6 separate regions of the Mus musculus genome follow, and regions 2, 3, 4, 5 and 6 are each linked to region 1. Evidence: chromatin loops called from intact Hi-C (ENCODE). Cell type or tissue: left cerebral cortex. All regions are shown on one strand. Region 1 holds the start of Alcam (activated leukocyte cell adhesion molecule). Region 2 has its middle 110 kb from the start of Gm32597. Region 3 has its middle 59 kb from the start of 1700116B05Rik. Region 4 has its middle 150 kb from the start of Alcam. Region 5 has its middle 260 kb from the start of Gm32431. Region 6 has its middle 320 kb from the start of Gm25723.

What was found. Peaks named below come from ENCODE experiments on the same cell type or tissue, not always from the same donor. Only the 100,000 strongest peaks of a DNase experiment are listed, where the experiment ranks them.
Region 2: it touches region 1 in a loop (2.5-fold over the local background); 5 of 42 quality-filtered maps call a loop at or near these places.
Region 3: a loop joins it to region 1, with 6 times the contacts of the local background. A loop is called at or near these places in 2 of 42 quality-filtered maps.
Region 4: it touches region 1 in a loop (2.2-fold over the local background); 2 of 42 quality-filtered maps call a loop at or near these places.
Region 5: it touches region 1 in a loop (4-fold over the local background); 3 of 42 quality-filtered maps call a loop at or near these places.
Region 6: a loop joins it to region 1, with 9 times the contacts of the local background. A loop is called at or near these places in 11 of 42 quality-filtered maps.

Annotation. Positions count from the first base shown.
Region 1 is chr16:52,450,260-52,455,259 of GRCm38, reverse strand. It overlaps Alcam (activated leukocyte cell adhesion molecule), which reads left to right and starts at 2,179. Exons shown (of 16, transcript NM_009655.3): 1 at 2,179-2,867. The coding sequence starts at 2,795. In left cerebral cortex, CTCF peaks have their summits at 1,161, 2,097 (motif pointing right), 3,639 and 4,887; DNase peaks (open chromatin) are centred at 3,626, 4,447, 4,634, 4,831 and 7 more places; H3K4me3 peaks cover 4,602 bases; H3K27ac peaks cover 4,297 bases.
Region 2 is chr16:52,216,257-52,221,256 of GRCm38, reverse strand. No RefSeq gene overlaps it. Among named protein-coding and RNA genes, the nearest start is that of Gm32597, 110 kb to the left of the region's middle. In left cerebral cortex, a CTCF peak has its summit at 2,029 (motif pointing left); a DNase peak (open chromatin) is centred at 2,035.
Region 3 is chr16:50,839,981-50,844,980 of GRCm38, reverse strand. No RefSeq gene overlaps it. Among named protein-coding and RNA genes, the nearest start is that of 1700116B05Rik, 59 kb to the right of the region's middle. In left cerebral cortex, a CTCF peak has its summit at 3,079 (motif pointing left); DNase peaks (open chromatin) are centred at 1,897, 3,073, 3,800 and 3,987; H3K4me3 peaks cover 575 bases; H3K27ac peaks cover 527 bases.
Region 4 is chr16:52,600,298-52,605,297 of GRCm38, reverse strand. No RefSeq gene overlaps it. Among named protein-coding and RNA genes, the nearest start is that of Alcam, 150 kb to the right of the region's middle. In left cerebral cortex, no CTCF peak of the experiment used is centred here; no DNase peak of the experiment used is centred here.
Region 5 is chr16:51,313,212-51,318,211 of GRCm38, reverse strand. No RefSeq gene overlaps it. Among named protein-coding and RNA genes, the nearest start is that of Gm32431, 260 kb to the right of the region's middle. In left cerebral cortex, a CTCF peak has its summit at 2,467 (motif pointing left); DNase peaks (open chromatin) are centred at 1,310 and 2,458.
Region 6 is chr16:53,263,877-53,268,876 of GRCm38, reverse strand. No RefSeq gene overlaps it. Among named protein-coding and RNA genes, the nearest start is that of Gm25723, 320 kb to the right of the region's middle. In left cerebral cortex, a CTCF peak has its summit at 2,553 (motif pointing right); a DNase peak (open chromatin) is centred at 2,561.

The DNA.
Region 1 (5,000 bases):
TAGAATTGTGCTTAGGATGAGGTGCATGCTAATGTCTGTAATTTTTCTTTTATTTTGATGTGCCTTGAACAGTGGTTTGCTAACGCGCCATCACAATTTAATTGTGAGAGGTTGACTTTTGAGCAAGGTCACTCACCGAGTGCAAATCAGTGTTTTCTCTAGGTTCCATTTCCCAAAAGGCCAGCACCTGCTGCTGTGGCTGGCCAGTGACCTAGGAGATCTCATTTACTCAGAATAATCAATCCAATGAGTCCTCAACAACGGATATCCCCTTTCAAAAGTGAAGATAGTGAGTGGGGCTTAGAGAGGCTTAGATATGCTCGTCAGACACTGTAAAAGCCAGGATCTGACATGCCATCTTTGCCATTTATTTATTTATTTATTTAGCAACGATATGCTATGTTAGGTTTCACCTCAAAATAGTCAGATAATCTGAAGATTCAGAAGAAACACAATTAGAGTGATTTATTCCCAAACACTCTATTTTAGGCTGGCTGCAGTTTGAAGAAAAATTCCCTAAAGGAATCTTGTAGGTTCCCATGAGCGTGCCAGCAGTTTAGCTCTGTGCACCAAATGCAGAGTTAACAGGCATTTGCCCCTAGCATTTAGCCTTCCTGTTGATTCATAAGATGCAAATGAAATGTAAATGTTAAAACCATGTGGGAAAAAGGATTTTCGGAGGAAAAATATAAGAGATCTATCCTACAATACTGTAAAAGCGAGGAGAACAAGACAGGGAGGCGCTGGGGGGAAAATCACAGCTGAAGACAGAGTTTAATAATTTCAAGCACGAAAGGAAAGGGATTCAAAGATCCGTGTCTGTGTTTGTCTGTGCGCTTGCGCATTCGTGTGTGTGTGTGTGTGTGTGTGTGTGTGTGTGTGTCTGTACGAAGCTTCTGCCTGCACACTTAGACACCCCCCATATCCACTTGCAAGTAGCTGGTGGTTCCCAATCTTTTGAAGACAAAGTCCCGTGAGGCTAGTTAGCATTCCCTGCTGGAGACTGGCTTCACACAGGGGGTGACCCTGTGATGCACCAAAGACTATTTCATGCCCTTGCGAGGTGGTTCAGGGACCAGGATTTTATTATGCTGAGGGCATTAAGAGTTGTGATCCTGCAATCTTGAGTTAGAGCCACTTACGGTCCCAACAGCTCCACCCTGGTGTTTTAGAGGAAAATATTCCTTTATGCTTTCTGCATGAACTGAAAGCGACACGGCTTCCCGATGCTACGCCTAGGAGGTGGTTCAAGCTTTTGAAATTGCCTGAGAAGCCCCGTCCATCTGCTGGATGCCTGGCTTTCTGGAAAGGACCAGGAGGCGTAGGTTTTTAATCTGAGTAACTCTGGATTTTGTTTTGTAACTTCAAATCGTCACCTAATTAAAAGTAAACGTGACTTTTTTTTTCTTTAAAGAACGTTTTGAAAATCAGTGTGGCGACGTGTGTTATGGTCTAGAGTCCTAATTCTCACCGGGAAGGAGATGGGGGCGAAGGGGGAGCACAAAAATCTCTTCTGCTTTTCGGTACTGGATAGTTGATTAAATGATTTGCTTTGATAAAGTGTACGCCAGCCAGGACTAGGGGAACAGAAGAACGGCGAATTCGAGAAGGAGTAACCTTCTCTTCAAAGTGGGGGAAATTACTCTCAACCACCAGTAGCTGTTTCCGTGAGCCTCCGGGTGGAGAATCTCCATCTTTTCCACCTCCTCAGTCCTAGTCCAAGAGGACCCAAGGTGAGCTCTTCGCCCCAACAACTCTACAGAAGGTGAAGGCGGTACCCTCGTCGAGAAGAAAAATCCCTAAGGAGTGAGCCAGTGGACTGGGCTTCGGAGTGCAAGAAGACAGCTATGTGGCCAGGCTGGGAGGACAGCAAAAGATCTCAGATCCTATGTCTTTGGGGCGCTGAGAATCCCCTGGTAAGAGCCAGACACTGGCGAATCCAGCCCGTCACGCCCCCTACTCTCGATCCCGCTCTTCATTGGCCAGCGTGTCCTGTGGGAGGCGGAGTCGATGTCAGCCCCGCCCACCAGAGCGCGGGGGCTGGGGCATCAGGCTCTTCTCCCACCAGGGGCCGCCAGCTCTGCTCAGTCTCCGACTTGGTCCTGCAGCGCCTCTAGGCTGCGGATCGGCGCTCCAACCACCTGCTCCGCGCTGCCGCCGAGGAAGCTGGGCGGGAGAGAGGAGCGGGAGGAGCAGGAGGAGCGGGAGGAGCGGGAGGAGGAGACAGGCAGCTTACACACGCCTTCCCGTCCTCCACTCAGAGCAGCCGGAGCCCGCGGCCGCCGCCACTGCTCCAGCTGCCGCCGCTACAGCCTCTGCCTCGGCTGCCACCTGAGGAGACCCACCGTCGGGACCCCGCGGCGCTGCCCCGCCGACCCTTCTCTGCTCCCGGTGATCCGTGCACGGTGCAACTCTCATCACTCTTCTTATCCTCTCCTTTGCAAGAAGAGAAACTACTAGAAGACAGCATCCAAAAAGAAACCGCGTCTACCTTGACTGACTACTGAAGCGTCTCCTGGAATAAGAGGGTCGCCCGTCCTGGGAGTAGCTGCCAGAGACACTGAGGAAGGGTGTGGAGGGGGGGAGGGAGGAGTTGCGGGTTCCGCGTGGAGGAAAGTTGCGTGTGGCACAGACCCGACGGCGCAGCGCCACAGTCCCCGGGGGACCGTGTGTCTTGGAAAAAAGTCGCTGTCCCCCTAAGGCGAGACCCACAAGCGAGCGGGCCCCGTGGGCCCGGGGACGACGCCCCCTCCTGCGGCGTGGACTTTGTCGGTGGCCTTCTAGGAGGAGGAATATGGCATCTAAGGTGTCCCCTTCTTGCCGTCTGGTTTTCTGCCTCTTGATCTCCGCCGCGGTCCTCAGACCAGGTAAGCTTTTGGCCTCTGAACAGCCCCACTGTAGTGGTTGTTGCGGACCGGGGGCGGTTCCCCGGGAGGCCTGGGGCTGTGCGCTCTAGCGTGTGCTTAGCAAAGTATGGGAGCCATAAAGGCGCGCGGGGGACACAGATCTGTCCCTGGGAACAGTCACCTGTGTCACACGTTTTAGGCTTGACTGGTCTGCTCAGGTTTGGGCAGCGAGATTGAAAACTAAGCACATCTCCAGGAACTTTGGGTGAGGCTTAGCTTGAGGGTGCAGGACCCCCCCCCCCCCGGCAAGATCTGCTGAACTCTCTCCCCCGCACCGTCCCTCCAGTCTCTTGGTATCAAAGTACAATTCACTGCACTCAGAGCAGTTTCCTTTCGCTGGGCTTTGAGGTGAAATAACTGCTGGCACTTTGTCACGATAAATCCCCTAAGTAACTTCCTCTTGGTCATAATGTGAAGACCTGGGAGGAATGGCAGGGGATAAGGAGGGTTTTGACTATCTTTTTTTTTTTAATAATAATAATACTGAAATAGAAGCTGCATTGTCTAGTGGGTAGCTAGTGTAGGGTTGATGGCAGCCGAGTCACGCAGCGTGGACTGGGTTAGCAGTCAGGTTTGCGAGCCTTAAAGCGAGGGATTTCTTGGTTTCCACACCCAGTGGTAGCGCCTCAGTTCTCACTTCTACAGAGAGTCCTCAAAGAAAAACGACAAAATTCCCACCAACCAGAATATCTTGTGGGGAACCCCTTTTCTCACCCCCAGGGGACATCCCTGGCCCGTGGTCCGCCAGCTGGCCTGCTGGCTGCCATTCCTTGGTCCTGCCCAGCCCGCTATGCGCTCCCAGTCATTCATTCAAGCGGCAGGCACTTTTCCCTGCGGAGCCTGAGGATCTAATCCTTTGAAGTTTTGATTTCCCACTGTGTCCTGGATAGTTGGGGGTTAAACTACTCCTTGTTATTCTGGTTTCTGCCTGTTTTTTCTTCTCTCTCTTTTTAAGTTTTACATTTAGGAGGGGTTAAAACAGGTCTCACTTTCTTTTCCCATCTTTTATTTCTGTACACCCCTTCAGTTGTTGGCGAGTTGAAGCCACAGAGGAGTATTCAAACGCTCGGAATCCTTCCAGGGAAGAGGAGAGAGTAAGGGCAACAGGAGCCTGGGATCCCCAGGGCTTGGGAGCCGCCGCTTTGTGTTGTTGGGGAGAGGGGTGGGTGTCAGAGTGGGAGAAGGTTGATTCTCCATATCTCTATATCAAAGTTACATTTCTGGGTGAGGTAATCAACTCACTGTTTCTGAGGCTGGGAAAAAAATATCAGTGACCAATCTCAGGCTCTGGGGGCGGGGACCCTAAAGCCCGAGTAGAGCTGGATTTTAAGGCAGGTGGGGCAGGGCGAAAACACTCGGGATGTGAGCACCAGGCACCTCTACTCTTGCACAGTGTATGTAGTCTCACTTTTTCTGGAAACCCAGTATAGGATGGGGGAAGGGCACTTTAGAACCCATGGGAAGAGGGCCAGTTTGTGAAATGTGGGAATCCACACGCCCATCTCCGGTGTTGGCTTTAACCCTCTCACACCTGCCTCTGAGGTTGTCATCTACACTTCCACCCCCGGACTGCAGCACATAGCTGTTACCCTTTTCATGCGGTTGCGCTGGAATTTATTTTCAGTTGGCCCCGTCGAAAAACAGGTTTTGCTTCACTCGGAACTGCCAAGAGGGGAGAGGTTCCGCTTTCAGACCTGATGGCGGTTCTTTCAGCACCCCGCAGGCTCTGGTCCAAGCCACCAGCTGGGCGCTTTCCTGCAGGAGCGCGCCTGCTGCTGCAGGGTCTCGCAAGTCACAAACCCTCACATTCGCTTCTCCCCGGAATGATTGCGCTGATGTTGTGCAAACTTCTCCGTGGAATGTCAGTGTGCTTTTAAAGGAAAAGATTGTAGTTCTAAAGGCACGGTGACTGAAGACTCAGCGAATCCTAGGCTGGAAGTGCGCCTCCTGCAGTGCCCTCTCCTCTGCAGAGCAGAGCTTTGGGAGTGAAGGATTACCCAGCTCTATCCATTGGGGCCCATTTCCAGGCTGCCTCCCTTCGTTCCTAGAGCAGTTTTAACAGTCTGTCTCAGTTGCCAGAGGACAGAAGCCGCT
Region 2 (5,000 bases), 230 kb after region 1:
AGCCCAGTAAGTCTGTCCATTTGACTCTACCTTGCCCATACCCTCACCAATCTTCAGACCTAGCCCAATGCATGAATGCAATGGGGGTAACTAACTGTTTTTTCTTTGGACTAAAGATCTATGCCTCAAGAAATATCGATATTAGGTACTGTGAGCCTGTTCAAATATCGAAAGTCTGAGACCCTGCAAGAGAGAGACTCTGCAAAAGAAGTTGCCAATGTTGTTTTCTAGATGAATAATTTGTACTCACCAAATTGTCTTCCGATATTTTTTGCTTGTGAACATATTTTAGTACTGCCCTCTGCTTTGGCTAAGCAAGCTTCTTTCACACTTTGCCAGGGTTCTTGTAGAGACCGATAATTAGTCAAAGTACCAAGAATAAGTGACCATTCAATTTTAAGCCCCAAATGGGACAACCATATCACTCTATCCAAAGTTCAGAGAAGATCATGGAAGAAGGACCATTTAGAATGTGTGAGCCAACTGGAAAGGGAAGAGTGTTTCGAACTACTGCTTTGTAGGCACCGTGTTGCTGTTGCACTAAAAGTAAAAACATCAAAACAAAAGAGCAGCTATGATAAAGCATTTAAAAATGGGCCAGTCAACATTCCATCATGGATGGGGAACGCTTCTTCCCGGAAGAGCTATTGACAGCTAATGGCTGTTGAGAAAGAAGAATGGATGTTCTTCAATGGTGTAGCTGCTAGGTTACGCCTGGTAACTGGTAAACTGTTCATACTTTTGCTAACTTCTCACCCACACTCAGGTAAATCAGTTTAAAAAAAAAAAAAACCTCATTAGCTACAAAACCAACAATGATAAATACTACAACAACAACAAAAACTATAGCAGTATAAAGAAGACTAATAGGAATGGGGGAGGAACAGCATGAGTGAGGGGAACAAGAGAAGATAATTAGAGGAGTAAATAGAATCAACATATACTTATATGAAAATGTCATAATGAAAACTCAGTGTGTACAATTAGTATATCTTAAGAAAAAAATAATTTAAAAGAAACTCCTATTATAAGTGCTTACTATATACTTGCCCATCAGCATCTAAAGGAAACGATTTCTAGGATCCTAGTGGATATAAAAATGTGCATATAAATGCCTTACATAAGACTCTCCTGTGCATTTTAAGCAATGTGTAGATTGTTTGTAATGTAATGTTAATGCAATCTAAATATCTGTGTTACATTATTTAGGTCAAAGGGACAATTAAAAATTCATGTTCAAAGTTGGTACAGATGCAATTTAAATTTCCTAAAGAATATTTTCTATTCCTAGTTGTTTGAATATGTGAGTGTGGAACCCAAGGAGATACGATGGCATTTTTATTCATTCCATCTGTTTTATATCTATGGAATTATTATTAATTTTTGTTGTTGTTTTTAGTATCCCGTTCCTGTGAAAACGGCAAGTTAATAGTAACAGATGCCCCTTTTGATTCATGATTTCAGAGATTAATTTCCATACTTGCTTATCCATGGCACTGTGGACCTGCTGATAAACAGGATGGCGAGGTAGAGACTGTAAGAGAGAACAAGTGCTCATGTCATGGCAGACAGACATTAAGAAAGAGAGGAAGGAGCTAGGACTCTAATAAGCTTTCCAGGGCACCATGGGAGCAATCATCTTCTGCAACTAGACCCTAATTCCTAACACCATTGGGAGCTGAAGACCAAGGCTTTTGTACTTGAACCATGGGCTATATTTAAGATCCAAGCTGCAACAAACATTATGGTGCAGGTCAATCATTTACATATACACTGTTTGGCCTCAATGTCTGTACATCCCACAGTTGGTTTCTGTCTTGTTTTTGTATTATCATTTTTATTTCTAACTGCCTATGAGCTAGCAGAGAGCAACGATGTGAAAGATATTGCAAAACAAAAAAATAGTTCTTAAACTGGAGCACTAAAAAAGAGAAAATTCTGGAGTTCAAATTCTTTTAGAAAGGAATGTGCTGAAAAGTGCTTCTCAAAGGCAGTGAGTGAGGCTGGGTAACTGAACAGCGCCACCCTGTGTTAAGTGTCTGCAATGAGAAGACTGTTCACACTTCCATCCTTGATCCCCCATTAGAACCACTGGTGCATGTTTCCCTTGGCTCATGTTTCAATATGATTTGTTCCCTCCAAAGTTCATGTAGATGTTGAATACTCATTTCAAGACATTAGAACACAAACTTAACCTCACTACAGTGGCTAGAGAGCATGCCTTTTAGAATAAATTTGTAATAGATAAGGCCAGAACAATGGAGCCCCTTTACTTACTGCTGATAATTTAGCAAGAGGGAGAAACCCTGATGAGACATAAAGGAGTTCCTATTGCCTTAGAGGAGTGCCTGAGTCGTCTCATTGTACTACCTATAAAAAAAATCTATACCCAAATGCTCCCTGTTTATTTACACTTCTAGGACATGGAGCAGATGAAGCCACTCTATATTAAAACTTGCCAAGCCTGTTGTATTGTTTTATTAGCAATAGACAATGAACCAAGACAGCATGAGACATTGAGACAGAATGAGACCAAAAAAACTCTGGATAGAGGCTGGCAAATTCTCTGAACTGTCCTTGATTCCTTTCCATTTTGTTGCTTGAAAGTCAATTTAGTCACATAGTGACTACTGAGTAGTGGAAACTAAATCACAGCCTCACATTGTGTCTCCCAGTTTCTGTAGGGTTAGTTCATCAATATTAACCAAATGTGCCAAATCTTCCAAAAGTGCCTGCTGGAAATAAAATTTGATCCCGGAGTGTATTTTTGGTGATTTATTTGTTTTTGCTTTTGTTTTTACATGTCTTTGCTCTCCTCCAGAAAGTCATTTCATCTCTGTTTCCTGCATGCCCTACCCCCTTGCTCTCTGTGCGGTTGTCTTCTTGTCTTCCCTTCTATTTCCTTGGATTTACTTCCTTTTGGGGCTCTGTCAGTGCTTCAGCATCTAGTGATTGATAATAACGTCTTGTTCTCCCGCTGTAATTGAGGCATCAAGACAGCAGGCACAGCAGGCTGCCACAGTTTAGCAGCAACTAAGGAGCAAATTGCCGTGTGCAGACTGATTGGGAGGGGATGACTCAAATGAGGAAGTCACTCTCCCCCAATTCCTCCCTTAGAAGCAGAATCGCCAACCATACACTAAAGCGACAATTCATAATGGACAAAGCGACACACCTTTCCAAATGGCAGTGGTTCTCAACCTTCCTAAGGCTGTGACCCCTTAATACAGTTCCTCATGTTGTTGTGATCCCCAACCACAAAATTATTTAGTTGCTACTTCATAACTATAATTTTTACTATCGTTAGGAGACATAATGCAAATATATGACTGCCCCCCCTCGAAAAAAAAGGCAATGAAAGACTCCCAATAAAATTCTGCTTTACTTACAGATTGGTGCCTAGCCAATTGCCATTAGGGAAGAGTCACCCAGCAGCTGATGAGAACCACAGCCAAACATGAGGCAGAACTTGGGGAGTCCCACATAAAAGGGGAGAAAGTATTGTAGGGGGCGGAGAGGTCAAGGACCCCACCAGAAAACCTACAGAATCAATGAACCTGGGCTCTTAGAGGCTCAAAGAGATTGAACCAGCAACCAGGGAGCCTGCATGAGACCCACCTAGGCCCTCTGTAAATATATTACACTTGTAAAGCTTGATCTTCTTGTGGGGGAGAAGTTGTCTCAGACTCTTTTGCCTGCCTTTGGGACCCTTTATCTTCCCCCTACTGGGTTAACCTCTCTAGCCTTAATAGATTAGGAGGTACCTGGCCTTATTGGAACTTGATCTGCCATGGCTGGTTGATTTCCATTAAGGTTGGCCCTTTTCTGAAGAGACAGAGGGGGGATGGATGAAGGGAAGAGAGGAGGTGTGGGGGAAGGGTGGGTGAGATGAAGCGACAGGGTGGACAGGAGGGAGGAGAAACTGTCAAATGTACAAAAAATTACCCGATACGCAGTATATTGCAACCCATAAGTTAAGAACCACTGGCATATTATATTAGCTAGGTTTGAAGAATTCTTTCCTAACTCTTCAAGACAATGTTTGGTGTTTTCCAAGTTCTTTAAAAGAAGAGTCAGCACTGTTTGATTTCTTTACAGATCAGACAACAAGTAATGGAGAGTTTGCCCATCTTTCTAAGTCACCATGAATAACAAGAACTGAGGGTAGTTCAGGATTACAGAAAATTGTTCCATTCAACCAATTCATCCGATGCATCCGATAACACACAGGCAGTTGATGTAGAAATTAATAGGTAATTCATAATGAATTATCTCTAAATGTAACATGAAAGCTTGCCAATCATGATAGTTCACTGGGAGTTCTGTTGGGTAAGTGCAAGTACTCCACTCTATTACATCTCAAATTCCCAAGTTAGTCATATTTGAGCGATACTATTTCTTTGGGGGACTAAAGTGTTGAAGTTGCATTCACAAAAGCAAAGTATGGAGCTAAAAACTGTTACCATATGAAACTTCTAGTTTGAGCTAAAATTTTAACACTATCTGATATTACTTGATTTATAGCTAGTTAGACTCTACCTAACATTATCTCTATATAGATATACATCAATCTATCAATCTACTTATCATCTATCTATCTATCTATCTATCTATCTATCTATCTATCTATCTATCCTTAAGGAAACTTAATTGTGTCTTCAGTGGGGAGTTGAAAGAGAACTTGAATGTGGATTGTCTCACAAGATGTCAAGAATAAGCTTCAATTTTAATTTGTATAGCTAAAAAAATGCTGTAAGAACTTTGCAGTCCTGTTTGTGGCCCCTTAGAAATCCAGGAATGCCTGGGTCTGGCTAGCACTCTGTGCCTATCTCTTAAGGACAAAATGACAGTCAAGGAGATGAAGATAATGAGTCTCTGAGGGCCTTTCAAGGTCTCTCTACCTACAAAAATGTCTTCTTAGGAATGTCCCCAGTAAGTTCACACTTGGCATATGGGCTCTACAGGTTTCTTCAACCAGGGAGATTTTGTAGCCTTAAGAT
Region 3 (5,000 bases), 1.6 Mb after region 1:
AAGGAAGAGTTTACCAGGTGTAGATCTTTCAGACAAGAAAGAGGACTGGCCTTCCCTGATGACACCACCACAATGAACTGGAGCGCCACAATCTATCTGCTGTATCTGTAACCACCGAAGCGATGAAATTAGGAGACAGGCTCTGGAGAGGGAAGAAGCTGTCATGAGGGTAGGTTCGTGGATTGGAAGTGGTGCCCTTATTCCTCAGCCTTTCCCTATTATGTGTGGCCACAAAAGAAAGTCAACCACAGGAGCAGCCTGGTCACAGAACCCCAGCTTCCAGACATGTAAGAAACAATGTTCTGTCATTTATATGATAGATGGAATGTGTATCATATTTTTGCAAAGTAGCCCAAATGGAGGCACAACAATGCAAAACTTTCCCATGTTATTTCATTGTTCTTGAAATCAGTACCCAAATCCTTGAATCCAAGACCTTCAAATTACTGTAAAATATGGCCCAGGCTCCACAGTTACTTTTGCATGCCACTCTGACTAATTACCATCTATCAAATATTCCAGGATATTCTAGAGTTTAAGGCACACACACTAAAGGAGAACACAATGATAAGATTGGCTTTAAAGAGAGTGGGAAGAGAGAATCAACACTTCTAAAAGGGAATTCAAGGACTGGCCTTTAAACAGAGCAGCTTAGGAGTCTACTGACTTTGCATAAGAATTCGGTAGAGAATGGAGATCCCACCATGATACCATAAAGGTTAATGGGAGATGAAAAACTAGATGTTCTTTATGGTGACTAGACTTCATCATAGATAGTTTTATTAGCACTTAAATTAGTTTAGAATGGTCACTCTTTGCCAGGCACTGTGTTAAACACTTTAAAAGCTCTGTCTGAAAAAAAATTTTTTTAAATGAATAAATAAAAATAACACCATTTGGTAAGAAAACTGAAATCTGGATAGCTTCAGGGATGTATCCAAAGACACAACAAGGTCTGGTCCCTGGAAGGTTTAATGTTAACTTCCACAGCAAAGGGAACTTTGTAGGTGTGACTGGGTGAAGGATCTTGAAGAGATGCTAACTCACATTATTTAAGTGGATCCTAAATGTAGTCAAATTGTCCCAAGAGGTGGGCAGAGGGAACTGTGACATGGAAGGCAGATGATGCTGTGCTCTCATCAAGAAAGACCTTTCGGGATGCTACAGTGCTGGCTTTGAAGGGAGAGGAGGGGAGCAAAAGGATGCCAGGAAGAAGGCTCTGGACCTCGGTCCCACAAAGAATGAAGTCCTCCAGGAATGTATAGAGCAACGGTTCTCAACCTTCTTAATGCCGCGATCCTCTAATACCCTATGTTGTGGTGACCCCAGCCATAAAATCATTTCGTTGCCACTTCATAACTGCAATTTTACTATTGTTACGCATCTTAATGTAAGTATCTGTGTTCTCTGATGGTCTTAGGAGACCCCTGTGGAAAGGTCATTCAACCGCCCAAAGAAGTTGTGACCCACAGGTTGTGAACTGATGCTGTAGAGGGAGCATGGCCCTGAAACTGGGAAAGGTCGGGGACGGGTTCTTCACACTTCTGACCACCCCAGCTACAGCGAATTGGAAGCATGTGCTGTCCAAAGCTGCATGGCTGGCAGCCATTTGCTATGAGTGACTGGAGAGGAGTAGAGAAGTGACCATGCGTCTCTCTAACGTGATTGCCGCACATCTGGGAAACAGAACAGGGAGTCAGGCAGAAAGGGGGGGACTAGAAAGGGAACTGAAGGACGGAGAAGGAAAGCAAAGAAAATTTAAAAACGGGTGGGAAAGGAGATGGAGAAAAAGGAGGAAGTAGTAAACGATCCCCGAAGTCTCAAGATGTACGGCAGCTTTGCTGTGGAACCTCTCATCCCCACGTGAGTCAGAGAAAGTTGGCATGAGCCCTTAGTGGATGCTGGCACTCGGCTAGAGTTCCGGGGCTCTGTAGCTCTAAATCCTGAGGTGTGACAGCTGAGGAGAGAGCAGATTGATGTAGTCCTAGTTCTGAGGTCAGCTGGCTCTGGCACTGTTGGACACAAATGTTAAGTGGTTATATATGAGGCTCAAATATATATATATATGAATGGCTTAACTTACTTTATACCACCCATTCAATTACAGCCTTAATTTGATTTTAAAATATGTTTTTGTATTTGCATATGTGCACACGTGTGTGCATGCATGTGGCACAGTATGAGATATCAGAGGACGACTGGCAGGAGTTAATGCCTCCTCTACGTCATGGACTCCAGGAGTAGTTCAGATTCTGAGATATCGCAGTAAGGGCCTCTACCCAAGGATTCATCTCACTGGCCCCCGATTCTGTTTTTAATATATATTGTATACGATATTTTAATTTTGATGTAATACTCTTGCCATTCCTTATTACCGATTATGATTTGTAGTCTAGTATGTTCACTTAAATCTTATAACTATGTTTCAAGAAACACTTACTTATAAATGCATTTTTATTGTTTTAATTTTATGTAAATCACCAAAAACTTCACTCTATACTTGCATCCAATGGTTAATCAGGGAAAACATAAATTAAACAGGAAAACAAGTGAGTGTGTCTAGCATCTTAACAACATGACATGCATAGCAACATTTGTCCTCGGGCTGGAGCATGAATCTCAGAGTCTATTGCTGGTTAAAGTTAGCGTTACAACATTTTCCCTAAAGAAATTAGAAACGACATTTTGAAGTTCTCTGGGGCTTGGAAGAGAGACCGTGAGAAACATTTGGAGTCCACATATAGCACACAGAGTACAGTGATTTTCTAAATTTTCTAAGACACGACCCTCATTATACCGCTGAAAAGCGATATTGCGAGGGACAATTAAGAATGTGAGGATAAAAGCTGGGCTGCTTTAGTGCCATGAGAAGACATTTAATTCAGTCGCTTCTGCTCAAAATCAGAAAGGGAAATAGCAACCAAATACCACAACATACGGAGTCTCTGTTTTTCGATAAAAATGCCAGGTGAAAAGGTCTTATTCAAATCCACACAGTATTATCCACCTCTCCTGAAGTTGGTTTTCCCCTTGGCACAAAAGGCACAGCCCTGCTTCTCTAACACAAAGCCCTGAGTAACAGCGCCATCTAGTGGATTTTTGTGACATAGGCAACAGCACTGCCTGCCAAAACCAGCCGTGTTTGCCCAGCCACTGGTACTAGCACCTGGGAAAAAAGTCTTCCGCACAGAGGAGGCTGTAACTGAATCCCAAGATCGCTGGTTGTTGTTGTTGTTGTTGTTGTTGTTGTTGTTGTTGTTGTTGTTGTTGTTGTTGTTGTTGTTGTTGTTGTTGTTGTGTTTTTTGTTTGTTTGGTTTGTTTTTTGTTTTTTTAATTGAAAAGATGACAATATTGATGTCACTTTTTGTAAGTATCATCAATCTTACCACAATGGATTATAATGCTTCTTGGACAGGACAAAGCTCACTGTTTCCATATGCCAACCTAAAAGCTCGATCCAAAAACCATTAAATTTCACAATATTGTCCCTTATATTGCTGTACAATTTCTACTGTCTTCAGAAAAGCCACCCCAGACCACTCAAGCAGTTCAAACTAGGGCACCGAGTCCTTTGTGTCGTATCTACCGACTACCGGTACCTGGCCCCTGCACCTCGGGTGGCGGCAGCAGCATCCCTTTTTCCTGTTGCCAGGTCAGGAATCTCTTGGCAGCTGCCTCTTCCACCGCTGCCCTCCTCCCGCTCCATCAAGAAATTTAATTCCAAGCTGGCAGGCAGAAGGTCAGAAATCTTTGAAAGCCTCCGTGTCTACCACCTCCACTCAGGTCTCGCCTCTGCACAGACTGTCAAATGCCAGCTGATTTCCCTCCCCGTTCCGTAGTGCCCCGTGTCTCCAATGTCCAGGTTGTCACCTGAATCTTGCCCTCACATCTGCTTCCTCCCTGTCCTTCCACAGCAGGGCTGTCCTTCATTTGTATAGTCCTGCTTCAGCTGTCCCCAAAGGCTCGGCATGCCTTGTCACCCATCCAGGAATCAGCATTCTCTCCGGAGTTGTGGACTCAGCTTCGCCTGTGTCACAGGCATCCAGCGACCAGAGCTGTCGTGGAACTCTGGGGAATCAGAGCTACAGGGCACCTGCAGTCTGCACGATCATATCTTGGGAAAAGTGGGCCTTGTTAAAGCCAAGGACTCCGGGGTAACATGACAAAAAAAGACAGAGGACAAACATCAAACCCAAGCTGAATCGGTGACAGTTTTCTGTCTTTTATAAGTTTTAAAATGGCATGTTCAGGGAAAATTTAGAACAGCTCTTCAAAACAGCTTTCCCATATCTTCATGATTTTTTTTGTGTGTGTGGCCACTCTAAAAGAGACTTTTAAACATACATGAGGTAAGGATCTTACACCATTTTTAGGAGTCTATATCAATGTTCAGGTGTGAAGATAGAGATTGCATAGAAATTATATTCTCTTGTACAAAACTGCTGTAACCCCCCCCTCCCCCCATCATCTAGCCTCCGGTATAGCAGGGTCAGAGCTATCTCACAAAGGAACAATATGAAATGGGGAAGCTTTGAAAATAGATAAGAGGACAACTATTAGCTATAACACAAATAAAGACCAGGCAAAAGCTGGAGAAGGAAGCAAGACTCCAGAACTCTGGAAACCATAAAGCTAAATGAATGAAACCCTAGCAAGGAAAAGCAAGCTTGTAGAAACGTCTCTGAAATGCTCCTTAGGGAAATACTTCCTTCTTTATTGCTGTGTTATGTTAACAGTATTCTAAGACAATATTTAATGCAGATATGTGAAGGGTATTTATTTTTGCCTCGCTATTTAGCATATGATACCAAACAGAAGCCAAATGATTAAGTTGGTTTTCCCCTAATAAACAATCATAGTCTATGTTTCTGCTCCCCAATGCAGTGTTGCATATTGCACCTATGCCAATTTTTTTTTAAATATAAAACGTAATGGCAAGTGCATGTGACAGGATTTTCCCTGTCCAATCACACTAAAATATTCGTGCAGCAGGAGGCTT
Region 4 (5,000 bases), 150 kb before region 1:
AGACTTTACATATCTACCTGTTTAAGGTGAGTTATATACCTATTCATGCATAGTAAGCTGGTCCTATATGTCAGTTCCAGATCCATGAATTAGCCCTAACTTATATCAATATTGTTTTACATTTTTGGAAAGTGCCTGAACATGTGCAGGCATTTTCTTGCCTGCATTCACTAGACAAAACAATATAACAAATATTTAAAATTTTTACATTGCACTAGTCTCATTAAGTAGACTGAAGTTGCTTAATGTTTCTTAAGAGGAAAAGTGTAAACTACATGTAGATGCTTTATCATTTTATATGAAAGCGTTGAACTTCTGTGAATGTTGATCTCTTTGGGGTTTCCCAAAACTAAACTCTGATGTATGCCTTAGATAATGGCATATAATTCCAAAGGGTCCCAATTTTAAGAAATAAAAATTCTCTCTCAATTGAATTTGTCTTTTTAAAATGGAAAATCTCTATAAATGTCATTTCTCTAGTATGTTGTTGTAAAATAGGATCACATTAAGACATTTAAAATACTACAGATAGAAATAGATGATAGATACATGATAGATAGGTAGATGCAGGAAATTTATTGCATAACTTAGTTTTAGATAAAGAAAGACATAGAGTTACATGATCAGTTTTTGAGCACAATTATCTTAGTATTACAATTATTGTTCTTCCTATAACACCTATCATACATCATATATTCCTTTTGTAGTAAACAAGAAAGTGTGATCTTATATAAGGTGAGCCTTCTCCAAATTTCAGAAAGAGTCTGGATTTAAAAGAACTTCTAAAACACTGCATTTTCAATTGTAAAATATTGATGTTAGTACTCACTCCTTTAGGATGTTGAGAGATGATGTGATAGTATATTGGGAATAAAACTCTGGAGAAAAGTCTGCAGTATTCTTCTAAATTCATAACTTGTAAAGTGTTCTGGGTAGAAATAATATAGCAGGCAGTTGCATGCAGTAGAAAGACAAAGGCTTTGGAATCATAATGTGCTGTGTTATGATTTCATTAGAGTAGTTATCTATGATCTCCAGTGAGTACTGACTCCCTTCTTTAAAATGGGGCTTGTTACATAGTGTGTGGCCAAATAAGTGTAAGGCATTGCTTTATAAATGCAAAACCCTGGCTGCTCTTTCGAAGGACCCAGATTTGATTTCCAGCATCCACATGGTGTTTCACTACTATCTGGTACTCTAGTTTCAGGTGTTCTATCTGACCTCTGTAGGTACTGGCTACAAGTGGGTACAGATGTTCATTCATGCAGAATACCCATATATAGAAAATAAAAATTTTATAATATAAAAGACCCTGCAAATGCTAGTAATACCATTCACCATCAGCCATGTGTCATTGCATAGACTGGAAAGCATATTTGGACAACATCTCGTTTTTTTGTTAATTATGATAAACTCATCAGTTGGGCTATGTGCATGTTGAAGTCTTACTTGTCTTAAATTTATACTTAGACAACTAAAAATAAAAACACTGATTAACTACCAAAACCTAGACTAATAAATAATGTTGTCAAAATCATTGAAGTGGGGTCTATAGTCTATAATGACGAGCCATTATCACATTTCCAGAAATGCTACCTCTGCACACATATGTGCACACACAAAGTCAAATATGGTACATATATTTTTCATCTATTCATTGAGAATCTTGTACAGGTATACAATTTTTATGGTCATAGACACTCCCAGGTCTCCTTCAATTTTTTGACCCCTGCCATGTCCCACTCCAAACTTCATGTCCTATTTTCATAACTCATTGAGTTCAATCAATGTTGTCTTTATGTGCATGAGTGCAGGCCCATCACTAAAGCATGGGTAAGTTAACAATTACTACTTTCATGAAGGAAGTGAACTGTCCATATGTAAACACTCCTCAACTGTCAAACTTCAGCTAGGAAATGAGCTGTAAGAAGAGGCACTCCACAGTCTGGGCTATGTAATCCATAATCAGTAAGAGAGTTCTCTGTGGTTATGAAATCTTGAGTAAAATTCAACATCTTTCTCAGAAGCCAACATCTTAACCTATTAAAACCATCTGCTTTTTATTTGTTTGTTTTTATTTTCTTGTACATTCAGAGGACCTTTGTAAGAATTGCCTGTAGAGGATTTATGAGTTTTCTTCACCAGAGTGATAAGGAATGTGGGGAACTTGGGAGATCTTGTAATAATATAATTTTCTAGGTAATGCTGAAAGTCTGTTGATATGAGCCTTAAGAAGTCTCCCCAAGTGATCCATCTAATCCCTCAGAGTGAGAACACCTGTCTTAGAAACAATGGAATATTGCAGAGGATACTTATCCCTCTGAAAGTTTGTATTCTTAGATAAAATTGGTTTTGAATATATGATATGGTAGATTTCAAATTGTATCACCTACAATACATCATACATTTTTTTAAACAAACTGAGTTTTATAAGACAAGCAACCACTAGAATAGTTAAAGGGTTTTATTTCTGCAGAATTAAAACTATTTTTATAAAATAGGAAGTCATACTCTTGGGGAAATGTTACTTTTTTTTCCAGTATATTGTCTTCTGAAAATACAGGGATGTTTTAAAATAGTTCCCAAGATTCCTCTTTAAACAATTTCTATGTCCTTTCCAGAAAACACCACCAAGTGCACACTGGCCTACAATTCTCATAGTGTTGACTGTGCATGCTGAACATGGCTCAAAATATTTCTCACAAGTTGATGTTTTTCCTTTCAAATTTTCATGGAGGTTTAATGTGCTTATTAGCACACACACCATGCATACTAGTCATATCTGCCATTAAAAATTTTATCTTTGACATTTTTTTGATCCATGAAACAAGCAAAACATCACATCACATGTCAACTAAAGGAGCTAAAAAGGAATAAATTTTAACTAAAATTATTGTTCATTGTAAAACGTAATGGTCCCCTAAACCTAAGTCTCCAGCAACAACTGCAGGCTTCAGGACAAATGGCAAGAAACTCAGGTCCACTCTCAACACCAGGGGATTTAAGATACAGAAATACAAGTTAAAGTAAGTTTTCCTCTTGAAAGGGAATATTTTCTGGGTCTTCTCACACTTTACTGGGAGATTATCATAAACTGAGATTTTCAAATTCTGAAAGCTCTAAACAGTAAACAGTTAATCCTGCCTGTGATGCGTTACAAAAGTCCTCGATGAAGCAGTGTCTGACTTTCTCCCTTGGGGCTGACACTGTCGGTTTTCCCTCATTTTCAAATTAAGGATTATTTTTTTTCAACGTGCAAATTTTATTTATATGGATCTAGTCACTACATTTTCCATTTTTATAAGTATTGATCTTAATAACTACTATATTTGAATCCACTATACATTAGTGAATTTCAAGGCAGAATTGATTGACTGAAGTTTTGGAGGTGAAGATTTCCTTATCAAGTATAAATGAGGATAATCAGTAAGGTGTGCAGCTACATATGTTTGATGTGTTAGCACTAACTGATCTATAGAAACAATAAAATGGGTTGGTAATCAAGTAATTCTAAAGCTCATTAGAAGGACTTCACAGAGAAGCACCCTACCTAAAAGCAAGCATCACACACTTTCCATTTATTAACTACAGCCATTTTTTTTCTTGCTGCTTGAGAGGCTATCCTTCCTAATTTGCTTAATTGCTACTGAGCTAGACTGCTGAAAAGTGCACAAAGAGGGCTCCGAAACAAACAACCTGGTAACAAACGCACTGAATTAATCCGCCCCTAGACAAATAGTTCAAAATGCTTAACTCTGAATGCAGCAAAGAGTCCAAGGAAAAACAATTCACCCTGAGAAGCAGGATGATGTCAACAAGAAACAAGACAGTGTTCTTCCAGTTCCTAGCTGCTCTGCACGGGCCACATCAAATAGGATGCTAATAGAGACTTGCAGCAGCTTCCATCTCGTGAAATCATCTAATGGAGTAAAAACCTTAACAAAGGACTAAAACAAAGATGGAAGATTTTAATTGAAAACTTGATCAATTAGCAAAGAGGCCATAAGATGGAGGCAGCCAAGCATGAAATTTGATTAACCAGAACCATACATCCCACTTCATTTCCAGTGAAGGAGTGCAACAGGCGACCTTGGAAAGACAAGATGTTTGGTGCGTACGAAATAGCCCAGAATGGTGGTTACAGCATAGCTCTTATGGGAAGTCTTCTTGTGCATAAAAAAAGAAAGTTTTAAATTAAAATTCACATTCATATTCAATGGAGAGCACACAGGGAAGTAAATTCAGATAATTGACATATAATCTAAATTCATGACACTGTATCAGGTCAGAGGGGATGCAGAAAATGGCTTCATCTCATAAATGTTAAGAACTGAGCACCGGAGGGTTTGCTGACTGCTCAAATTTTCACTCATTTTGGCTCTCCTTGCCTCCATTATGTGATGACAACATGAAATCTATCCAAATTAGTATAAAAATGTATGGCAAACCTTTGTCAGGAGACCCTCCTTCTACACTGGGGTGGGAGGACTGCAATCTTTCTTCAGAGAAAGATCATGTGGAGGAAGAGCTAGAGCAAAAATGAGGGAGTCAGCTTCACCTGCTGTGAGAGAGGCACCTGTGGGTGCTGATGACTGTCCCCATCAGAAGCAGGGCAGGCATGCCAGCTGCCAATTAGGTATGAAATCATTAAGAACATGGACCAAATATACCATGGCCATTCCTTTCCTCTGCAAATATCCCACCATTTCTCTCCCCATCACTTTATTTCCTTTCTAGCTTTACCTTTTATTTCTCACATCAAATGTGTCAATGCTTGTATCTGAAGATAATGGTGCCAATTGTTTTCAGCCTTAAAGCATCAACTCCTATGATATATAAAAGCAGTGACAAAATTCTGACCCATAATTGTTCCTGTCTGAAAGAACTGGAGGGATGGAAATGGAGAGGCGCCTGAAGAAAAGAAGGTCTAGCGACAGGTCCAACGTGGAATCCAGCTCCCACAGGGGAAGTCCCCAGGCCTGACATGATTACCGAGGCTA
Region 5 (5,000 bases), 1.1 Mb after region 1:
TTTTTTTTCTATTTCCATTTTTAGATCCTAGATTGTTTTGTTTAGTTTCTTCACCTGTTTGGTTGTGTTTTCCTGTAATTCCTTCGAGGGATTTTTGTGCTTCCTCTTTAAGGGCATCTACGTGTTTACCTGCGTTCTCCTGCATTTCTTTAAGGAAGTTATTTATGTACTTCCCAAAGTCTTCTATTAGCATTATGATATGTGATTTTTTAATTAAAATCTTGCTTTTCCAGTGTGTTGTGTTATCCAGGACTGGCTGTGGTGGGAGAACTGGTTCTGATGATGCCAAGTAGCCTTGTTTTCTGTTGGTAAGGTTCTTGCTCTTGCCTTTCACCATTTGGTTATCTCTGGTGTTAGTTGGTCTTGCTGTCTCTGACTGTAGCTTGTCCTTCCTGTGGGCCTTTAAGCCTGTGTCAGCACTCCTGGCAAGACCAACTCTCTCCTGGACAGTGTTTGGGTATCGAGGGCTGTGGAATAACCTTAGCTCCTGCGTGCAGATGGAGTATGGAAGGATCGTGTCTCAGCTGTTCCACTGTTCCTGTGCCCTGTGCACTGCTGGCTCATCCCACTTTGGACAATTATTGGAGAGAAAGCAGAGATCTCACGTCTGATCACAGGAGTGCTCTCACTCCTGGGAGACCAGCTCTCTCCTGGAGGGCCTGTGTACAGAGGGTTGTGGAATTGCCTTAGCTCCCAGGTGCAGATGGAGACAGGAAAGCAGTAAATACTTAATAACTCAAAATTTTAATACTATTTGATTCTATCAAGCCATTCTTCAGTTATTAATTTGTTTGCAAGTAGATATAGGTACAGTTACAGATATAGATAGATATAGATAACCAGCTTTATTATATATACATATGTATAGCTTTAACATATAAATCTTTATATGTGTGTGTGTGTGTGTGTATATATATATATATATATATATATATATATATATATATACATACATTTCTAAATTTCTATTATGTAAGCTGCTACATCCTTCTTTCCAGGTTAGGAGATGTGTACAAACAGTTATAAACATTCCTGTCATTGAACAGCCACTATCTCCTGAAGCTGACAGGAAAAGGCCTGAAGTCAGCAAGTAATCTAGTCATCTGGGTAGGAGTAGAAACCAGATAGCAAAAGGAATGACTTCAGGTCAAAGGAGGCTTATTGGGCTTAGGAGAAACTAATTTAGAAGAGAGCAAGAAGGTGGCATGGGATTCAGGAGGAGACAAACCTGGAGGCAGCGCTGCCGTGAGTAGTTATTATCTCCCACAAGCACTCAGCCTAGCACGGCTGTGTGTCTGCTAAATATGGCTGTGTGTCTGTCTAATCTGCAGCTCGCCTTTGCTTTACTAGTGACAGCTGAGAGCATGTGGTACAGATCAGGCAGGTTTGCAAGGCTACTGTGACTCATTTTCTTTAAGGGGTCACAAAAGCAAAAAGTACAACTGACCTTGTCCACTATTAGGCAGTGTTCCCTGAAGTACAGGAGACAGTCATCACTCTTGGCTCCATGAAGATAGAATCAACAGCTTCATTTGGGTGGCAGGAAAACCTGATTGAAGATTAAATGAGTAAAAGAAAAAAATTTTAAGTAGTCTTCCTTCCTTTAAACTAATGCTAAGCTTTAGGGAAGTGTGAAACACATTTTTAAAAACAACCGATGATGAAAAAAACATACACGCAAAGTAGATTGTACTATGACCTCTGGTTAGTGTTGCTTCAGCTATCTTAGTCACACCTCATGGAATTACTGTCAGTGCTTTTAATTGGTAGCTTCTTTGGTTTCAAGCCTTCACAGCAAACATTGGAGCTTCTTTCCATTTCCTTCTGTGGGTTCTGCCTTTGCTGTTAATTTCGCCCTCCTCTGTCAAAGCTTCAGAGCACACATTATACACATAATTAGGGCTTCTTCTCTAATATTTTGAACTTTGCTGATGAAGGTCTTGGGTATTTGTTCTGCCCTTGTGTTATAACTTCTTTTTATCCCACCTCGTTAAATCTAAATGAATAGAGCCCGATTAGTTTCTTCTAGTAGCCTACATACACGTGTTTTTGATCATTAAAAACCCTGTCCTTCTACAGAAGCTCCCGCCCCCCCCCCAAAAAAAAGAAAGAAAGAAAGAAAGAAAAATAAAATAAGAGTCAACAGGAAAAACTGTACATACAAATGTGGTGTTTAATCACCTATCTCTTCTTTAACAAATTTCAGCCCGAATCTGCTGTAACACAGTAATAACTTTGAACTCAGTACAACTTCAGGATGGGAATAGTATTAACCTAAAAAGGTAGACAATAGACACTTCTCTCCTTCTGGGTGCTACAGAGACTATATTTTAACCATTCTCTGCTTAAACGCAATCTTTTGAACATTTGGTTGTTACTCCATCCTGCCCATTCAAAGGTAAAAAGTTGCTGGCAACACTGAATTTTTAATAAAAGTCTAAGAGTAGCGTTGAATAAATCACGAGTGCCCCCTAGTGTATGGAAAAAGCAACATCTAAGTACCGTTGGAGTTTGCTGATTCTGTTGCTAGAATCATTTGTTATAAAGAAATGTGATTTTCTCCAATATATCTGGGGAACCAGAGAGCTTCTGGTTTCCTCGTCAGTTTGGAGGAAAACAAAATACTACATCTTTCAAGTGATATTTTAGGCATGCTATAGTTGTAAATAGTACAATTTAATGAAACTATCGAGGGACATGAGAATAAGAAGTATGATTTTTTAAAACCTCCTCCTCCTTCTCTTCTTCCTCCTCCTCTTTCTCCTCCCTATATATAAGCAAGTGTAATATAGATGCAAGTGCATTCTCTGTATCTGGGCCTGTGTGTGTGTGTGTGTGTGTGTGTGTGTGTGTGTGTGTGTGTGTAATTGTCTTGAAATAAACGTGAATGTGAACTGTTTTCATTAATGGAATGATTAATTCAATCGCTAAACATCTATGGATCTATTCTTTTTGTCCGGAAGCATAAATAAATAGGCAAAACCATCAGCTTGAGAACACTCTGACAGTGGAAGCTGGTCCTGTCCAAGCTGAATGGAGGCTGTTAACAGTACATCTTTAAAGGTAAAACATCTTTCCTGATGTCCCAGAGACCTAAGGGAAGGGTATTTCTACTCTGCACGAGCATCCTCAGCATTTACCTTTGTACTCAGGTCTGCCATCAGGGATCGTACAGATTCCCTGAGAGTCATCACCACTTGGATCAGCAATGGCAAATAGACCTCAGAGTGTAAGTTACAAGGACCACAGTGACATGAATCAAATGTCATAGTGAAGGATTGTTAAACTCATGAGAAAACAGGAAAATCTGGTTTTTGTTTTGTTTTGTTTTTTTGACAAACAATGATAACAGTCAGCGATGATATGATATGAAACAGGAAGTTGTTTATAGAGGGCAGGTGACAAAGAGGGAGACTGAATTGATGTACAGAGTGATTTTCTGGAACTCTCTCCCAAACTAAAATAGAGGTGTTTAGGGAAGTGTTTCCCAAGGAATGGAAAATATCAACTCCAGGTGACCTAAAAGCAGAGGTCACCATACTCATAGGCAATTTATAGCTAGAGGTGGCAGTGGAAGTATCTAGTATGTTTTGACTTCTAGCTACCTTTGGTAAGTGAGCCCTTTATGCACTTTCACATAACATATTATAACCATGTCACCAGCTGTTTCTGTTTCAGAAAACTTGAATATTCTTTCCCAAATGTTTCACTCTTCATCATCACAATTTTCCTTAGAGTGTTTTTTTCTTTCTTGGGCCACTGTTTCCTAGGCTGGTACTGTAGTTCATCTGTGAGAATTATGAATCGATCATAGCATAGCCCATAGAGGAAAGCCGCTTCAACTTCAGTAGATCTGGACAGACGAATCAGTCAATCTCCCTGAATCTCGTGTGTTAACGGGGAAAACTGAATGTATTGCACACATTTATGAAACCATTCAAGAGGAAAATCAATAAAAGTTGTCCAATTATTATGATATACAATGAATTCTGTAGTATTCTTTTATATTTCCATAACAAATTTTGGTGAGGACCTATCTAAAACATTTTGTCTCGTTAATCTTTTCTGGCTAATGATTTGAAAAGCAGACCTTAAGGTATGACATAGACTATAGAGATTTAGGGGATATAAGGCAATCGGAGTACCTAAGCATACTTGGCATTTCTGACAAGCTATTGGCTCTAGCGTTTGATTAGTCTAAATTCAGTCTAAGAACAGCCTCATCCCCAGGGGTAGAAGATGCTTTCCCATTCTTCAGATTAGCATCCTCAACAATTAAAAGATACAACAAAACAACACAGAACAAATACAACCTTGTTACCTTGTTAGTACCCATTTTCTAAAGAACCAAGTGCTGGAAGTTTCTAGTACTTTATAGGAGGTTATTATGGAAGGAAAAATTAGCGTGTGGCTCCAATATTTCAGCAGTAACAAAAATGTTTAGAGAACAAATATGCTTCATATTTTTTTTGTGAACATAGTATTAGGCTATCCCCCCTCTTCCCTCCACAGTATCATGGTGACCAACTGCACAGAAATTTTTGTTTGAGAATGTTTTTGTTTGAGAATGGTGTGCACGCAATGTTGAAAGAGAGGGTATCACAATTCACAAACAATGCTGAATAAAGTCCTTTTCTCCAAAGTACAAATTTATTTGTGTATGTGGTGGAAGCTTATACGTTTTAAAAGTGGTTCTCAAGAAGGCCAAGTAGACACTAACCTCACCTAGTGGCTAAACCGCTTTCTTTTCCATTGATTTCTCTTGTAATTTCTAAATTCATAAAAAAGTAAAGATTAAGCAATAACATTCAAAAACACTGGAGGCGTAACTGCAGCTAACTGAGGAAGAAACATTGTAACAGCAATAATAATAGATGAAAATTGGTCCTCGTGATAATGACCAGTGAGTGCCCATGCAGACGTTTGCCAGCCAGATACTGGGTTTCCTATAGTTCAGGGCAGAAACACACAGCCTGTAACCCTTGATGACAATAATACTT
Region 6 (5,000 bases), 810 kb before region 1:
CTGGATCAGGTATTCGAGAGATAGGAGAGAGTCCCAGAGGACCAGGAATGAATAGAAATGTGCAGCTGCCAGGGATGGGGGCTGGAAGTGGAGGAAACCTCTAGAAATTCCCTGAGACCTGGGGGGGAGGGGGAGGCTCCCAGGACTGAATGTGTGTGATCTTACCTGAAATACCTAACATTTGAGATATAAAACCTGAAGAGACTACCTCCAGTAGTCAGGCACAACCCCCAGTAGAGGGATAGGGACTCCAAACCACATACAAAACCTTTGGCCCCAAATTGCTCCTGTTTAAAAGAAATGCAGGGACAAAAATGAAGCAAAGACTGAAGGATTGCTAGACCATGGAAGCAGCATACCCAAGTTGGAGGCAACTTTTCAGAGGTGAAGAGGAGGGGGAGAGGTGGAAGAACTCTGTGTGGAGGCGCAGGGAGGGGGGGGGGCAGTGGGCAACATTCTGGGATGTGGATGAATGAATAAATGAATGAAAATTTTTCCAAGGCTTACCCAGACTTTTTTTTTAAAGGACGCTAATAAATACATCTCTCTAGACTTTGCAATGTAGGCTACTCTATGTGTCTTAAGGTAGAGTTACTAACATCAATTCTTTCTAAAAAAGTACTTTAGCAAAGAAATATGAAATATAGTATGCTACAATGGGCATTTAGTAGAACATAACTATGTCTACTAAATGCTATCCAATGTCAGATTTTAAGCTGAAGAAATGAAGAGATAATTTAGATAAATATAGCCTTTAAGTATAGGAAGGGATTGGGTTACAGTTTGATCTTTGTCATGCACTGGCCATGAATTTGTGGTTAATTCTAAAATGACTAAAGGACCATAGCTGACTTATGAACTTAGTTTCTTTAAAAGATAGTTATACCAGACGTGGAAAAGGCTCAACTTAATAATTCTTAACTCTCAGGATCTATCTTTCTCAACTTCACAAAAATTATTCATGGTAAAAATAAGAATTTAAAAGACATGGTTTTAGAGTTCCAAATATGTCATATAGGTCCTCATTTCTAAATTTACTAAGATAAACTAGTTCATATGCTTTATACTGTCTGACATTATTGATTCTGTGATCAGTGAAAATATTTATCATATTATAATTATTAATGTATATTGTGTCATCTGATAATATTCTTTGCATTCTAGAAAATATGATATACAATACAAAATATATCACAGTGCTTATAGAATTTGGACATGTTTTATTGCAGAATGAATTCCATCCTCTCCTCATCATTTATTGATAACCTTTTTTTCTAATACCACAGAATTTGACTTTTTGTGAACAGGGACAATAAGGCGATAAGATAAAAGAAACTTAGTAAAGAAACTGATGTATTCTGGTATTTTGCTAGTTGTCAATATATAGAGAGAAAGACATCGGAGGGATGTGCACACAGAATAAAGACTAGATGAGAACCCAGCAAGAAGCTATTTAGAAGTTAAGAAGGTCAGCCTCAGAAGATACCAAAATTATAACAACTTCATCTTGGGCTGTTGGCTTCTAGAACTGTTGGAATCACACTTTGGAAATTTAAGTCATTCGGCCTCTGCCATTGTCTGAGTGGAGACCCAAGAACTTATGCACAGACAGAATAACATTAAAAAATAATCAACTCAGAAACAAACTTTAAATTAATAATTTTGAACTATTCTTATAACACCCATGATCTTGAAGTTCTTAATATCAGGGCAAGGGAAAGGAGTTATAAAATACAATGATAAAACATTATAGAAGGCAGCGTATGCGCGCGCACACACACACACACACACACACCATTTGCTTTCTTACATAACTTCACTACCTGATTAAATAGTGCCGATTTTATTGGGCTAAATCTACAGATGAATATAATCCCTTTATATGTTTTATTTATATTGTTCATATGTGTGTTGAGAGCAATGCAATCTTTAGTAAGTTCCTTCTTATACATGTTTATACTTAGGTATTATTCACCTATTCATTCAACTAACATGCCTATAGGGTTTTCTATGGCCATAGAAATGTTCAGAGACACACTCATATTTTTATGGCTCTAAATAATATGCATAAAATTCATCATTTTGGAGTTAAGATTTTATCTTTGTCTGGAAAACTATTGTTTTTATTTAATTTTTTTCTCCAAGGTGATGTTTCAATATTATGCATTCCTGATGATTCAAAATAAAAATAAATAAATAAAGTAAAAAAAAAAGCAAGAGGTAATTAACGTTTAAGTCATTATTTTGTATAATCATCATTTTATTGAATACAACGAAGGAAAACCCATTGTTATTTATGAACAAACAAGATTTTTTTAAAAGTAAAACATCAGAGAAGAAAGGACCTGAAAAATAAGTTAGTTCCATGTAATTAAATAAAATAATGGTCTCGAAGGCTGTACATCATTAATGGAAATGAATAAGATAATATATATGTAATTTGTACCATTATGTCATATACATGTTAGAGAAAGAACTGGATTATATTTCCAAAAGTAGTATTTACAAAGTCTTCCAGCAGTTGCAGTCATGCATCATGGCTGCTATATTGGAGGCTGCCAGTAGGTGGCAATACGATTCATAAAGACATTTATGGAGACAAAACCATATGCAAGAAGGGAAAAATAAGATAAAACGATTAAAAAAGCTTCCCCTTGTTTTAATTTAAAGATCTTCCTAAACATGAAGTGGCAAACCCAATACTATTTTTCTTTTTGATGAGATGGAAAAATGTCTGAACAAAGAAGGAAAAATTATGAAAAGTATATGTAGTTTTCAAAACAAATATCTTAATAGATATTATTGACTATATCAAATAAATCAAATTGACTTTTTATAGTTCAGGCAATAACTTCTAATCTTTAAGTCAGCAGCCAAAGATAAACATTATATTCATTTTAAAATATATTGGTGGTAATTACTCACCTACATAGAGGTAATTAATCTATCATTGTATTGTTTTGGGAGCAGAGCAATTAACAAAAATTAATAAAACTCTTAGGAAGTAGCCAAAATACATGTAAGATATCAAATATAATGGGAACACAAGTACACATATAAACCCTATGGTAACTAACATAATTGATTTCTTATCATTATGAAAATGGACAAGGCAAATAGAAAGGAGAAGAAACTATGGAAAATGACATTGTTAGGTACATGGCTACCAAAACAATTAGAAGAGGCAAGGACTCAACAAAATACATAATCCACATTAAAATGACAGCTTTGTTCCTGGGTAATTTATTATATAATAACATTGAATAGTACATATCACAATAATTCATTGTGTCACTATAATATAAAATTCTAGCATCAGTAAAGTCTATAATGGTGAATATACTTTTGTTCAATGTTTCATAAAAATATTAACAACATTTTAAATATTTGAGAATATATATATGGATTTGAAGAAGTTGAGATACAATATTTGAAATACAATTTGAAGAATGAATATTTAGCATGAAACGAATAGATTCTTGGTATTGTGACTATGTTCTTTAATTGGCCCAAGTTTAACCTCCTTTTACCTATCAAAGTACAATTAACTTTTAATCTAAGCAAATGTCCTACCAAACTTATTCAAACTTCTCTTATATAATATGGTTGAATATCTAGAGATTTTCTTGTGATTAAAGATGCCAAATATAGAATCCTGACTTGTAAAGTTCTAGTATTTAAACATATTTTCTTTGTTGTGAATTGTGAACAAAATGTTAGTAATTTGCATGCATGAAAATGAAAGTTTCCGACTATGACTGTAATGATATTTCTAATGCTTCTCAACAATTTCTTTAATTAATTTTGTAGATTAAAGAGTTGCTTGAAATCTAGCTTTATTATTATGCAAAAATTTTAAGATTAAAATTAGATATTGATGAAATTCTACAAAATAACTAGGCAACATACTTCATAGTTCAAATAAGTACGGGAATTTCTAGAGTTTTGTTTTTCCTGGCTTCACAGATATCCTGTTGTTTAACTGAAATATTGAGAAAACTAAGAGCAGAGAAGAATTGTATGGGTTTGATAGTCATAGTGAGACTAGGCCGGGGCCTAGCAAACACAGAAGTGGATGCTCACAGTCAGCTATTGGATGGATCACAGGGCCCCCAATGGAGGAGCTAGAGAAAGTATCCAAGGAGCTAAAGAGATCTGCACCCCTGTAGGTGCAACATTATGAACTAACCAGTACCTTGGAGCTCTTGTCTCTAGCTGCATATGTATCAAAAGATGGCCTAGTCGGACATCACTGGAAAGAGAGGCCCATTGGACAGGCAAACTTTATATGCCCCAGTACAGGGGAATGCCAGGGCCAAAAAGTGGGAGTGGGTGGGTAGGAGAGTGGGGGAGGTGTGGGGGACTTTTGTGATAGCATTGGAAATATAATTGAGGAAAATACTTAATAAAAAAAACAACATAATCACATATGGTTGAAAATGTAAAACCTATTTCTCCATAGTAAAATAGAACTGTTGTAAACATAATGACTACATTCATTTGATGCAAGAGACTATTGGTATATATATTCGTGAAAAAATTTTGAGAAAAATGTTGAGAATGACATTTCTAAAATGGTTGCTTATTTGTTAAACACACACACACACAGACACAAACACACAGACACACAGACACACACACAGACACAGACACAGACACACACACACACACACACACACACACACACACACACACACACACAACTACTTGATAAATCTTCCAGAAAATCTGTGAAGGAAATAAATGCATCCTCCATACAGAACTCGTGAGGAAATCAGATGATACTATTATCAACGACTTTATTGTTCTTTCTCTGTAGCATATAAAATCCAATATTATTTCATTTTTCTAGCTTTGAGGACACCTGCTAATTACGCACTATTCTGTGTTGTTCAATTTGACTTCTTCTCACCTTATAATCAATTACTGAACTTCACATGGCGGGACAGTCACTGGAAGGCCTTTCTGCTTCTTTTTTGTCCTGCATTTACTTTAGACAG